Regions from separate parts of the Homo sapiens genome. Here region 1 is linked to region 2. The links are chromatin contacts, found by Hi-C or POLR2A ChIA-PET in ENCODE. All regions are on one chromosome and are shown on one strand. Each heading gives the region's core, a stretch centred on a gene start or an enhancer-like site at or near the end of the contact. The rest is flanking DNA. Distances are from core to core; before and after follow the strand shown.

The links. A loop is a pair of places that touch in the nucleus more often than their neighbours do. ChIA-PET counts read pairs that join two places held with the same protein, here RNA polymerase II (POLR2A). Pooled maps may share reads with other maps.
Region 1: a pooled map shows a loop between it and region 2 (2.7-fold over the local background). The contact joins the enhancer-like site here to the promoter of NGRN in region 2. A Hi-C loop is called at or near these places in 2 of 50 pooled maps. POLR2A ChIA-PET finds 5 or more read pairs at or near these places in 2 of 52 experiments (Panc1 and naive thymus-derived CD4-positive, alpha-beta T cell).

The regions. Positions count from the first base shown.
Region 1 is chr15:92,830,142-92,835,741 of GRCh38, forward strand. No RefSeq gene overlaps it. Among named protein-coding and RNA genes, the nearest start is that of CHASERR, 50 kb to the right of the region's middle. RefSeq lists enhancers at 1,548-1,597, 1,978-2,177, 2,934-2,993. Within about 2 kb of position 1,675, at least 41 of the 41 ENCODE cell types and tissues checked have a DNase peak (open chromatin) inside an H3K27ac peak, as active enhancers do; they include Panc1, where a contact is called at or near this core.
Region 2 is chr15:90,263,826-90,269,165 of GRCh38, forward strand. NGRN (neugrin, neurite outgrowth associated) reads left to right here and starts at 1,847. Exons shown (of 3, transcript NM_001033088.3): 1 at 1,847-2,051; 2 at 2,463-2,573. The coding sequence starts at 1,888. It overlaps TTLL13 (tubulin tyrosine ligase like 13), which reads left to right. Exons shown (of 15, transcript NM_001396017.1): 14 at 122-233; 15 at 895-1,652. The coding sequence ends at 1,142. It also overlaps a transcript of CIB1 not described here. RefSeq lists enhancers at 859-1,830, 1,318-1,447, 1,808-2,037, 1,831-2,801.

The DNA of each region.
Region 1 (5,600 bases), core at 425-2,924, 2.6 Mb after region 2:
TTTGCAGGTTTTTATTAGCTTCGAAAAAGGGAATACAAATATTTTGATACCTGACTTTATTTTAAAGATACTGGCAAGCAAGGAAAGATACTCAGTTTGCTAAATTATAGCATAGATTTGAAAGACGGAAATTTTTTTTTGTTATTTTGATTCTTTCTGATTCAGAACCTGCGTGAGTTTCCATTCCTGGGATAGAGAGCCCTGCCAAAGCCAACTCAGTCTCCTGTTATTGCAGAAATTTAAAGGTTACTTGAGCTGATTGATACCAATTAAAATAAAAGCATCTACTGCCATTTTATTAAACGCCCTATTTAATCTCCACATCCCAAGTTCATTCTCTCTCTCTTTTAAGGCTATACATGGGCCTCAACATTCTCTCTTCTTCAGTATCAGCTGTCCTCATCCCTATTCAAAGTCAGAATGACTTGGAATCTATTCAGGGCTGCTACTTAATTGGATGAAGAAAGTACTCTGTTGCATGCTAACCTCCCAGATTTGAATTAGAACCAAGGTCCTGAATCTACACAAGACCTTTTTCCCTTTCCTTTCTGCATTTATTTCTTTTTTTTCTACATCTTTCTTTTTGAATTTTTTTTTTTTTTTTTTTCTGAGATAGAGTCTTGCTCTGTCGCCAGGCTGGAGTGCAGTGGTGTGATCTTGGCTCACTGCAGTCTCCAACTCTGGTTCAAGCAATTCTCCTGCCTCAGCCTCCGGGTAGCTGGGACTACAGGCATACACCACCATGCCCAGCTAATTTTTGTATTTTTAGTAGAGATGGGGTTTCACCATAGTGGCCAGGATGGTCTCCATCTCTTGACCTCGTGACCTGACCCCCTCGGCCTCCCAAAGTGCTGAGATTACAGGCATGAGCCACCGCGCCCGGCCTCTTTTTGAATTTTTTTAAAAAAACACCTAAAGTTTAGGAAAGTATAAGAGGCCAAAGAAACAAGAGTTCAAAGAAACAAGAGTGTTATACACGCACACTTGCAGAAAGGTAGTAAAATATCTGTATAGTTCTGGCTGTCAAGCTTTTGGACTGAGATATGCGTAAGCAAGGCAAAAAGATCCCATAGTCCAGGAATATCAACCAGTCCAGTTTCCCAAGGAAACTAAAAGTAACTGAAAATGAGAAGGGTGCCATATAGGAAAATTGAAGGTGGGGCATAATTATTAATACACTGCTTTGGAAATGCTGGTATGGAAGATTCATATATGGACTTCAAAGCATACATGTCTTATACTTAGCTATGGGAAAATTATCATCAAAATCTTCATTTATACAAATCACGGGTATTAGAAATAAAATCAGGTATTGTGTACAGTCAGATCCCAGGTTTACACAAACTAGAGGTTTCAATTAAGTTTCCTTCATTTTATAAAACCATGACACAAGCTGTAAATAAAGGAGCTCTGGCTTTAGGCCTTCTTCTGTTTATAGACAGTAAATTTTAATCCTCTGTCCCTGCAGACCAACTCAAAGCAGTAACCTTGGCTACCGTTGCCGCAGAAGAAACACACCCTGCAGATTTCCAGTTCTATATTCAGTCTTAGAAAATTGGTCATGTTGAAAGGGAAAAAACAATTTTACTTTGCCTCAGTTATTGACACCAAGAAGCACTCCTCAGCCTGTTCAGAGGGGAAACAATGAGTCATTCATGCTGTCAGCCCAGGTGGTGCATGAATTCCAGACAGAGGCCGCTGAATTAACCCGTGGAGGCGTCTCTCTGAGCAGAGCCCGCAATGCGCCTGCTTGGGGCTCCCTGCAGCCTCTGGGGGAGGCAGGGCGGCCCAGAGCAGGCCTGTGCTGGAAAGGAACGCGAAGCCCTGTAACCAAGCCTGTACCTCTGCAGTGCTAGTCCCAAGGGGCCTCCGAGCTGTTTGTCACCATGTGATTGGCTCAGGAGAGGGGTGGAGAAATGAAAACACTCTGCCCAGGATATATTTAGTTGAAGTGCAGCTGGGGAAGTGCTTAAACAAGGGAGCTTTTGTCCTTATGTTGAAGTGTTTTTCTTAACTCCTCAAGGGTGAAAAACTTGAGCCACGTACTGATCCCATTCCCCCCCACCACCCCCAATATATTTTCTCTTCTTTAGGAAATGCTCTTATTCTGAAACTTTAGAATTTTCTAGGGTTTGTTGCATAAGAGGAAACTGAATAATTCTGATGCAGAACTGACACAAAATTTAAAGCACAAACTTTTAGTGGGAGACACAGTTAAGAAATTCAAATAATTTCTTAACACATTAGAAGTTTGCATTCTTGCCATTAATTTTCTGTAAGTTCAAACTGGAAATTGGCTATTTTCAAACGGCTTTACTTGAACTAATTTATGGAGTTAAAAACATAATTAAGTGTTATAAGCTGACAGAGCCCTGTTTCACTCGAGCTGATTCACGGTTTCCAGTAATGAAAGATATCCTTCTGCGCTGCTGAGCACAGCTTCTTTGCAACAGATGACTGATGAGCCGTGTAACGGCTCCTGTTCACATCCTCCTCAAAAAATGGCTGAAAACTGCCACCTTGCTGCAAGGCTTTATGTAAATACTGTATATTAGGGCACATTATCTATTATTAAGAAGTAATGTGGCTGGGCACTGTGGCTCATGCCTGTAATCCCAGCACTTTGGGAGGCCGAAGCAGGCAGATCACCTGAGGTCAGTTCAAGACCAGCCTGGCCAATGTGGTGAAACACCTCTCTATGAAAAATACAAAAATCAGCCAGGCGTGGTGGCGCATACCTGGAGTCCCAGCTACTCAGGAGGCTGAGGCATGAGAATCGCTTGAACCCAGAGGGGAGGTTGCAGTAAGCTGAGGTTGCACCACTGAACTCCAGCCTGGATGACAAAAAAAAAAAAAAAAAAAAAATAGCAACACAGGAAATATTTTCCATGAAAATTCCATTTGCAGTTATGAAGCAGGGGCAAAAACTTCTGGACAAGAAGCCCGTGGTTTTGTTGATACTAGCAAAGCAGGCTGTAATAGTGCTCTCCAGAGAAACAGAACCAGTAGGATGTGCATATTTATAGACAAAGATTTCTCTCTCTCTCTTTTTTTTTGAGACAGGTCCTTGCTCTGTCACTCAGGCTGGAGTGCACTGGCGTAATCTTGGCTTCCTGCAGCCTCAACCTCTCCTAGCTCAAGCAATCCTCCTGCCTCAGTCTCACGAGAAGCTGAGACTACAGGTGCATGCCACCATGCCCAGGTAATTTTTAATTTTTTGTAGAGATGGTGTTTTGCCATGTTGCCCAGCCTGGTCTCGAACTCCTGAGCTCAAGCCATCTGCCCGATTCAGCCTCCCAAAGTGCTGGGATTACAGGCATGAGCCTGACTGAGAGAGAGATTTTGTTTAAGGAATCGATCCATGCTTATGGAGGCTAAGTTCAAAATCTGCAGTGTGGGCTGGTAGGCTAGAGACCTAGAAAAGAGCCAGTGTTGTGGTTCAATCCAAAAGATGTCAGCTGACAGAATTCCCAGAATTTCTTCTTGTCTGGAGCCGGGAGAGCGAGAGGGAGTCTCTTGTTCTATTCAGGCCTTCAACTGATGTGATGAGGCCCACCCACAGTATGGAGGGCCATCTGCTGTACTTAATGTTCACCAATTTCAATGTTAATCTCATCCAAAAACACCCTCACAGACACATCCAGGAGAATCTTTGACCAAATGTTTGGGCACTGTGGCCTAACCAAGTTGACACATAAAAGTAACCAACCACAGGTTAACAAACTCATTTTAAAAAATTCATGTGTTAACTTCACTTGTTAAAGTAACAGCATTGCTTACCATGTTGTAGATGTTGTAAAGGTATAAAAACGGGTACCCTTACAACATCTGTATCCCCCTGAAGGCAAGGATCTCTCTCTCTCTCTCTCTCTCCCCCTCTCTCTCCCTCTCCTTCTATCCTGTTCTCCCTCCTCCCTCTTCTCTCCTGGGAGGCTTGCCCTTTCATCCCAGGGACCATGTTGTGAGGAAGTTCATGGAAAAGCCATGTGTAGATATTCCAGACGATAGCCCCCAGCCCACACCAACATCAACTACTAGACATGTGAATGAACAAGCCTCAGATGATTTTTTTCTCAGCCTTCAGAGTCTTCCAGCTGTGATCCAGACATGGTACAGCAAAGTCAAGCTACCCTCTGCTGTGCCCTGTCTTGATTTATTTATTTAAAATTTTTTTTTTAATTTTAATTTTTTTTACTCTGTAAGCTTTGTTGGTCTTAACTGTCTCAATTCTGACCTGTAGAAACCATGAGATATTAAAAAAAGAGGAAGAAGAAGAAAATTATTGCTATTTTAAGCCACTAAATTTGGGAGCGATTTGCTATACAGGAAAAGATAACTACTATAGTAAGATTATGGTTAACTTTATGAGAAAGTACCAAACTGATTTCTTTCCTTTTTTTTTCTTTGAGGTGGAGTTTCGCTGTTGTTGCCCGGGCTAGGGTGCAATAGTGCTATCTTGGCTCACTGCAACCTCCACCTCCCGGTTTCAAGCGATTCTCCTGCCTCAGTCTCCTGAGTAGCTGGGATTACAGGCACTCGCCACCATGCCTGGTTAATTTTTTCTATTTTTAGTAGAGTCGGGGTTTCACCACGTTGGCCAGGCTGGTCTCAAACTCCTGACCTCAGGTGATCCACCTGCCTCAGCCTCCCAAAGTGCTGGGATTACAGCATGAGCCACCGCGCCCGGCCACACATCTACTTTTGATCAGAAATATTATTACCCAATTCAGAAACCAATCTTATTCACCATGATAGTTCATTGTCACATTTCATAAGACCAGCTCACCCCTACCCCTGATACTAGAATTTATGCTTATACTTCCAATATGTTTTAAAATAATTGTTACCAACTGCGTCTGTATAGTTATTATTATATATAAAGTATATAAATATAATTCTCCACATCATGATTTATCAAGTTAATTTGCAAGCCCTGAAAGAGAAGAATAAAACTGTCTATCCACAGATGGGGGATTCTTGATTCTAACTATACTATCACCTATTGACTGTTAATTAGCATTATTATTATTTCCATTAATGGAGAAATGCTATTTGTTAGGCATTTCACATATATAAACTTACTTACCACGACAACACTACGAGGTACATATTTTTATCCTCATCTTTTTCCCAGGGAAGAGCAGGATTGGAGAGTTTATGAAATTTGGCTTTGACCACACAACTAAATTTGAACCCAGTATCCTTTTATTTGATCCAAAATAGGCTTTTCTTCATTTTTTTCTAATTTTATACCACAATGTGGAATGTATTTTTGCCTGAAGTAAACAGTGGAAAATATTCTAGACTGGGATTTGGGAGATTGGGTTTTGTTCCTGGCTGTCTTACTGATCAACAGTCTTTTTTAAAGCATGTCTTTCTCTGGACTATGTTCCCTATCATTTAAAATAAAAATCACTTGAGGTCAGCAGTTCAAGACCAGCCTGGCCAACATGGTGAAACCTCGTCTCTACTAAAAATACAAAAATTAGCCAGGCGTGGTGGTGTTCACCTGTAGCCCCAACTACTCAGGAGGCTGAGGTGGAAGAATCATTTGAACCCAGGAAGTGGAGTTTGCAGTGAGCCGAGATCGCGCCACTTGA
Region 2 (5,340 bases), core at 597-3,096:
AGAGCAGGGCGCTCCTCATTTCCTGCATCCAGTTCTGCCCCATGAATCAATCCCCAGGATCTTAGGGGCACTGCCAAGCATGAATGCTGCAATCCCACATGTTCCCCGGTACCATCTGCAGCCCAAGAACTTCAACTGGACAGGAGAGCCGGCAGCCATCAACTCCTGTTCATTGTCAATGAAGAAGGCTGGGAGGTGCTATTTTTCCAGTGCCAGAATCAGGCTCACTAGCCGTAAGTATGCAAAACTAGCTTTGGTCATTTTGACATATGTAAATCCCACTAGCAAGCATAGAGCTTGGATGCCCCTAAAATATAATATGGCACTTCCACCAGTGTAAGAATGGGGAAGTTAGGGTACCCATTTATTTACTCCTTTTTTTTTGAGACAAGGTCACGCTCTGTCGCCAAGGCTGAAGTACAATGGCTTGATCTCACTTCACTGCAAACTCCACTCACGGGCTCAAGTAATTCTCCTGACTCAGCCTCCTGAGTAGCTGGGACTATAGGCACACACCACCATGCTCGGCTAACTTTTGTATATTTTGTTTTTGCCACGTAGCCCAGGCTGGTCTTGAACTCCTGATCCACCTGAATCAGTCTCCCAAAGTGCTAGGATTACAGGTGTAAGCCACCGCACCAGGCCTATTTAATCCTTTCTGTACACTAGACCCTGGTGATAGAAATGGCAGAAATACAGTCCCAGCACTCAAGAGGTAATAGGAACATGGACAAAAAGACATACCATACCAATTACAATACAGTGTGGGAAAGACAGTGGAGGGAAGCATGAGATGCCCTTCCTCTGTGTTGGTAATTGGGCCACAGTTGGGAAAGAGGTGAACAAATCTCTTCTGTGAATACCAACTCAGGGACATCCATGTTTCCACTGCAGAAGGACAAGCCAGCAGAAGGCTAGAAGCCATAAACCGAGTCCTGGCAGGATCAGTGCCACCCACTTTAACCCCAAAGCAGGGCTATTTTCTGCAACCGGAAAGAGTGGCATCTGACTCATGGACTGAATGCACCTTGCCCTCCATGGTAAACTCTGAACACAGAGCAGCCAAGGTTCCCCTCTGCCCTGCGTCTGCACCCATGCTGCAGCGTTCCAGAGCACTCCTCAACATCAATCAGTTCAGGTAAAAGCAGGAGGGAAGCACTCTACCTCTCCTGGATAACCTCCCCAGGTTTCCAAAGGGCATTAAATCTTTGCTAAATGAATGACTGCCACCAAGTTCCACTTTGAAAAGCCCTGCCCAGGAACCCCATTTGTATAAGGCAAAATACAAAGACACCAAGAATTCCTCAATACCCTAAGATTAATTGGGGATCGGTAAAGACTAGAAGATGAAGAGGCGCCAAGGCCAGCCATGTACTCATTTCTGCTCATCAAGCCTTAGCCTGGGTTTATCGCTAGGTGATGGGTCTGAACCCTAGGTGCGGCCCGGGGCTGGAGGCCATCCAGGAGACAATGAGCCCCTTTCCCAGAGAAGCCGAGTGCCCAAGGCACTGGGCTGTCGCCGTCAGAAGACTGCCGAGCGGAAGCCCTGCCCACCGAGGTGGCGGAGACAGGCAGGCCTGGGCAGCCGCTGGGGCGGAGGGACGGCTCTTGGAAACGGAATCCGTACTTTAATTAAAGTTTATGCAGTTTTCCAGGAGCGTCCTGTACCTCATTTCGGCCCTCACGTTTCAGGGAAGCCCTCTCCACAGTTACAGGCAGAAAGGGTGGGCCACTGAGCAGCGTGAGCCCAGATCTTACCCCCACCAAGTGAAGCGGGAAATAACTTGCTACTACCCAGCCTCCGGCCCGCCCCTTCCACTTCCGGTCTTACCCGGCTACTTCCGCTGCTGTTTCGTAGCCGACTGCTGAAGGCTGGTTTGCGTCGACATGGCGGTTACCCTGAGTCTCTTGCTGGGCGGGCGCGTTTGCGCCGCCGTCACTCGCTGTGGGTTCGCGACCCGGGGGGTGGCGGGCCCAGGCCCTATTGGCCGGGAGCCGGACCCCGATTCCGACTGGGAGCCGGAGGAACGGGAGCTGCAGGAGGTGGAGAGGTACCGGCTTCTCCCCGGGCCCTCAGCTTGAAGCAGGGCCTCGTGCCCCGGCGCTCCAGGCCGCGCCCCCTTGGCGCCGGGTGTCCTGCCGCTGCTTGCGCAGCGGCCCTTGTTTCTTCTTACCCGTTGTTAGGGGCGCAGCGTCAGGTGTTCAGCTCCCCTGGGACCACTGGTCCCTTCATTAGTGACGTATTTCATCATCAGTTTAGAGAGTTCGGCATGCTTACAGGCAGTTATTGTTCTAGGTGTTAGCTTTCTGGGTGTACGGAGCAGCTCTAAGCCGGCAACATGGCCCGGTTGCCCTTGCGATCAAAGAGAAGAGGGCTGGGCGCTCCATGATTTAGCCTGAGGCTCTTCAAACATCCATTCTGCTTCCACGCATGGCTTCTGCCATTGGTTCTCTTCCCCCAGCACCCTGAAACGACAGAAACAAGCAATCCGATTCCAGAAAATTCGGAGGCAAATGGAGGCGCCTGGTGCCCCGCCCAGGACCCTGACGTGGGAAGCCATGGAGCAGATACGGTGAGACTCAGGATACCTTGTTTGTATCCGCTGTGATGAGAAGTGAAGGATGCTGGAGCCCAGAAACGGGTTTGGCTTTTTTGATACTGCTTTTATATTTTCGTTTACTTTTTGTCGTTGAAATTTATTATCAGAAAAGTAGAGTAATATAACGAACTTCCCTAACCCTGTCATTATCTAGATTTAATAGTGTTTTGTTTTGTTTTTTAAAGAGACGGGGTTTCGCTATCGCCTCGAACTCCAGACCTCAAGTGATTCTCCCGCCTCGGCCTCTCAGAGTGCTGGGATTACAGGCATGAGCCACTGCGCCCCGCCTGGTTTTAATAGTTTTTAACGTTATGACGTGGTTGGTTCATTTTTACTGAAATTTTTAAATAGTAAATCGCAGACATCACAACATTTAACCCTTGAATGTAGGTTGTGACGTTCCCAACCTAAGGTACAGGGATGCTGGTGCTTCCATAGGTAGGTGCATTTTTCTGAAGACAGGATCTATAATTTAGGAAAGCTTAAAAGAGTTTTTAAGTTTTTTTGTTTTGAGTAGGTAAAGTATTACATATGGCTCAACCTAACAGTATAACATGGTATACACATTGAGAATTATTTGTCCCACCCACTCTCCTGTGGGTACTTTTTTTTTTTTTTTTTGGTAGTTGGGGGTCTCACTCTGTCGCCAAGGCTGGAGTACAATGATGTGATCACCGGTCACTGCAGCCTCTACCTCCTGGGCCCAAGCCATCCTCCCACTTCGTCCTCCCAAGTAGCTGGGACTACAGGTGCATGCCACCATGCTTGGTTAATTTTGTTTATTTTTTGTAGAGATAGCCTCATCATGTTGCCCATGCTAGTCTCCAATTCCCAGGGCTCAAGCGATCATCCCACCTCAGCCTCCTAAAGTGTTGGGATTACAGGCATGAGCCACTGTGTGCAGCTGTACTATTTTTAATAGTTTTTCTCTACCAAAAACTAGGCTCTGTGCCCTGAGTGAGCCACTGCGCCTGGCCCTCAATTCTTTTTTTATAGATGGTGTTATTATATTTTTTTGAGGCAGTATATGAGGCAGTATATGACAGTGGTTTTTAATTTTTATTTAAACAATTTTTTCTCCTATTTATTTATTTGACAGAGATGGGGGTCTCACTATGATGACCAGGCTGGTCTCAAACTTCTGGCCTCAACTGATCTTCCCATCTCGGCCTCCCAAAGTGCTGGGATTAGAGGCGTAAGCCACCATGCCTGGCCAGAATGCATTATTTAACCTGTCTTTTATTGTGGGCATTTAGTTGGGTTGTTTCCATTTCTGTTGCTCACTAATAGTGCCCCAGTGAATAACTACGTATGTGTATCATTCTGCATACCTGCCAGGAATATTTGTTATATACATTCCCAGAAGTAAGGTTGCCAGGTCAAAAGACAAATGCATTTGCAATTTGATAAATATTGCTAAGTAGCCCTACATAGATTATGTACTATTTTTCATTTCCATCAGAATGACTCTGGAATTGAAATTTAAAATAAAGGGGATTCTGTAGAGCTGCTCAAGATTTTGTGAGCCTGTAGCACCTTCTGAGTCCTCAGTCAGGTCTAGCTCCTCTTTTTTTCGTTTGTTTGTTTGTTTTTTGTTTGAGGCAGTCTCACTCTGTCGCCCAGGCCAGAGTGCAGTGGCGAAATCTCAGCTCACTGCAGCCTCTGCCTCCAGGTTCAAGAGATTCTTGGACCTCAGCCTCCCAAGTAGCTGGGATTACAGGCGTGCACCACCACACCTGGCTAATTTTTGTATTTTTAGTAGAGACAGAGTTTCACCATGTTGGCCAGGCTGGTCTCAAACCCCTGACCTCAGGTGATCCACCCACCTCGGCCTCCCAAAGTGCTGGGATTACAGGCATGAGCCACCATGCCGGCCTCTATCTCCTGTCTTCAACAATAGCTTTTTCAAACCTTCCACCTTCCTACTTATCTCCCTTTATTGTGGTCAATAAATGTCCTTTTAAGAGGAAAAAAAAAAAACAGTCCATTAAGTAAAAACTTTCAGCTTCCTGGTCTTCCTCTTTGCCCACTACTCTCAAACTTATACTCTACTCCCATTTCAGAGGAAATGGGAGCCCTTCACTTGTCTGGGACCAATTCTCTGTATGCTTTAGGTCATATTTCTCCCTGCATAAGATTACTCAAGGACCTCTGTCCTCAACCTAAAGCTCTCTCTCATTCTTTTGTTCCCAGCTGGTTCCCAGGGTGCCTACCCTTTGTTTGTTTGTATCACTGCAATAAAACTGCTCTCCTTAAATCCATCAGTGACTTCCTCAGTGCTAGGCTCAAAAAGACACTTTGTAGTCCTTAGCGTCCTAAATAATTCAGCAGCATTTGCCCTTGTAAAAACTGCCTTTTAAATTAAAATATATATATATATTTTAAATAAAGACAGGATTTTGCCATGTTGCCCAACCTGGTCTCCAGTTTCTGAGCTCAAGCGATCTGCCTGCCTTGGCCTCCCAAAGTGTTAGGATTACAGGTGTGAGCTACTGCACCCAGCTGAAACTGCTTTCTCCCACCCCCCCCCCCCCATTATTTATTTATTGATTGACACTGATTCTCTCTTTTTTTTTTTTTTTTTTTTTTGAGACGGAGTCTCATTCTGCTGCCAGGCTGGAGTGCAGTGGCATGATCTTGGCTCACTGCAACCTCTGCCTCCTGGGTTCAAGTGATTGTCGTGCCTCAGCCTTCCAAGTAGATGGAATTACAGGTGCACACCACTATACCTGGCTAATTT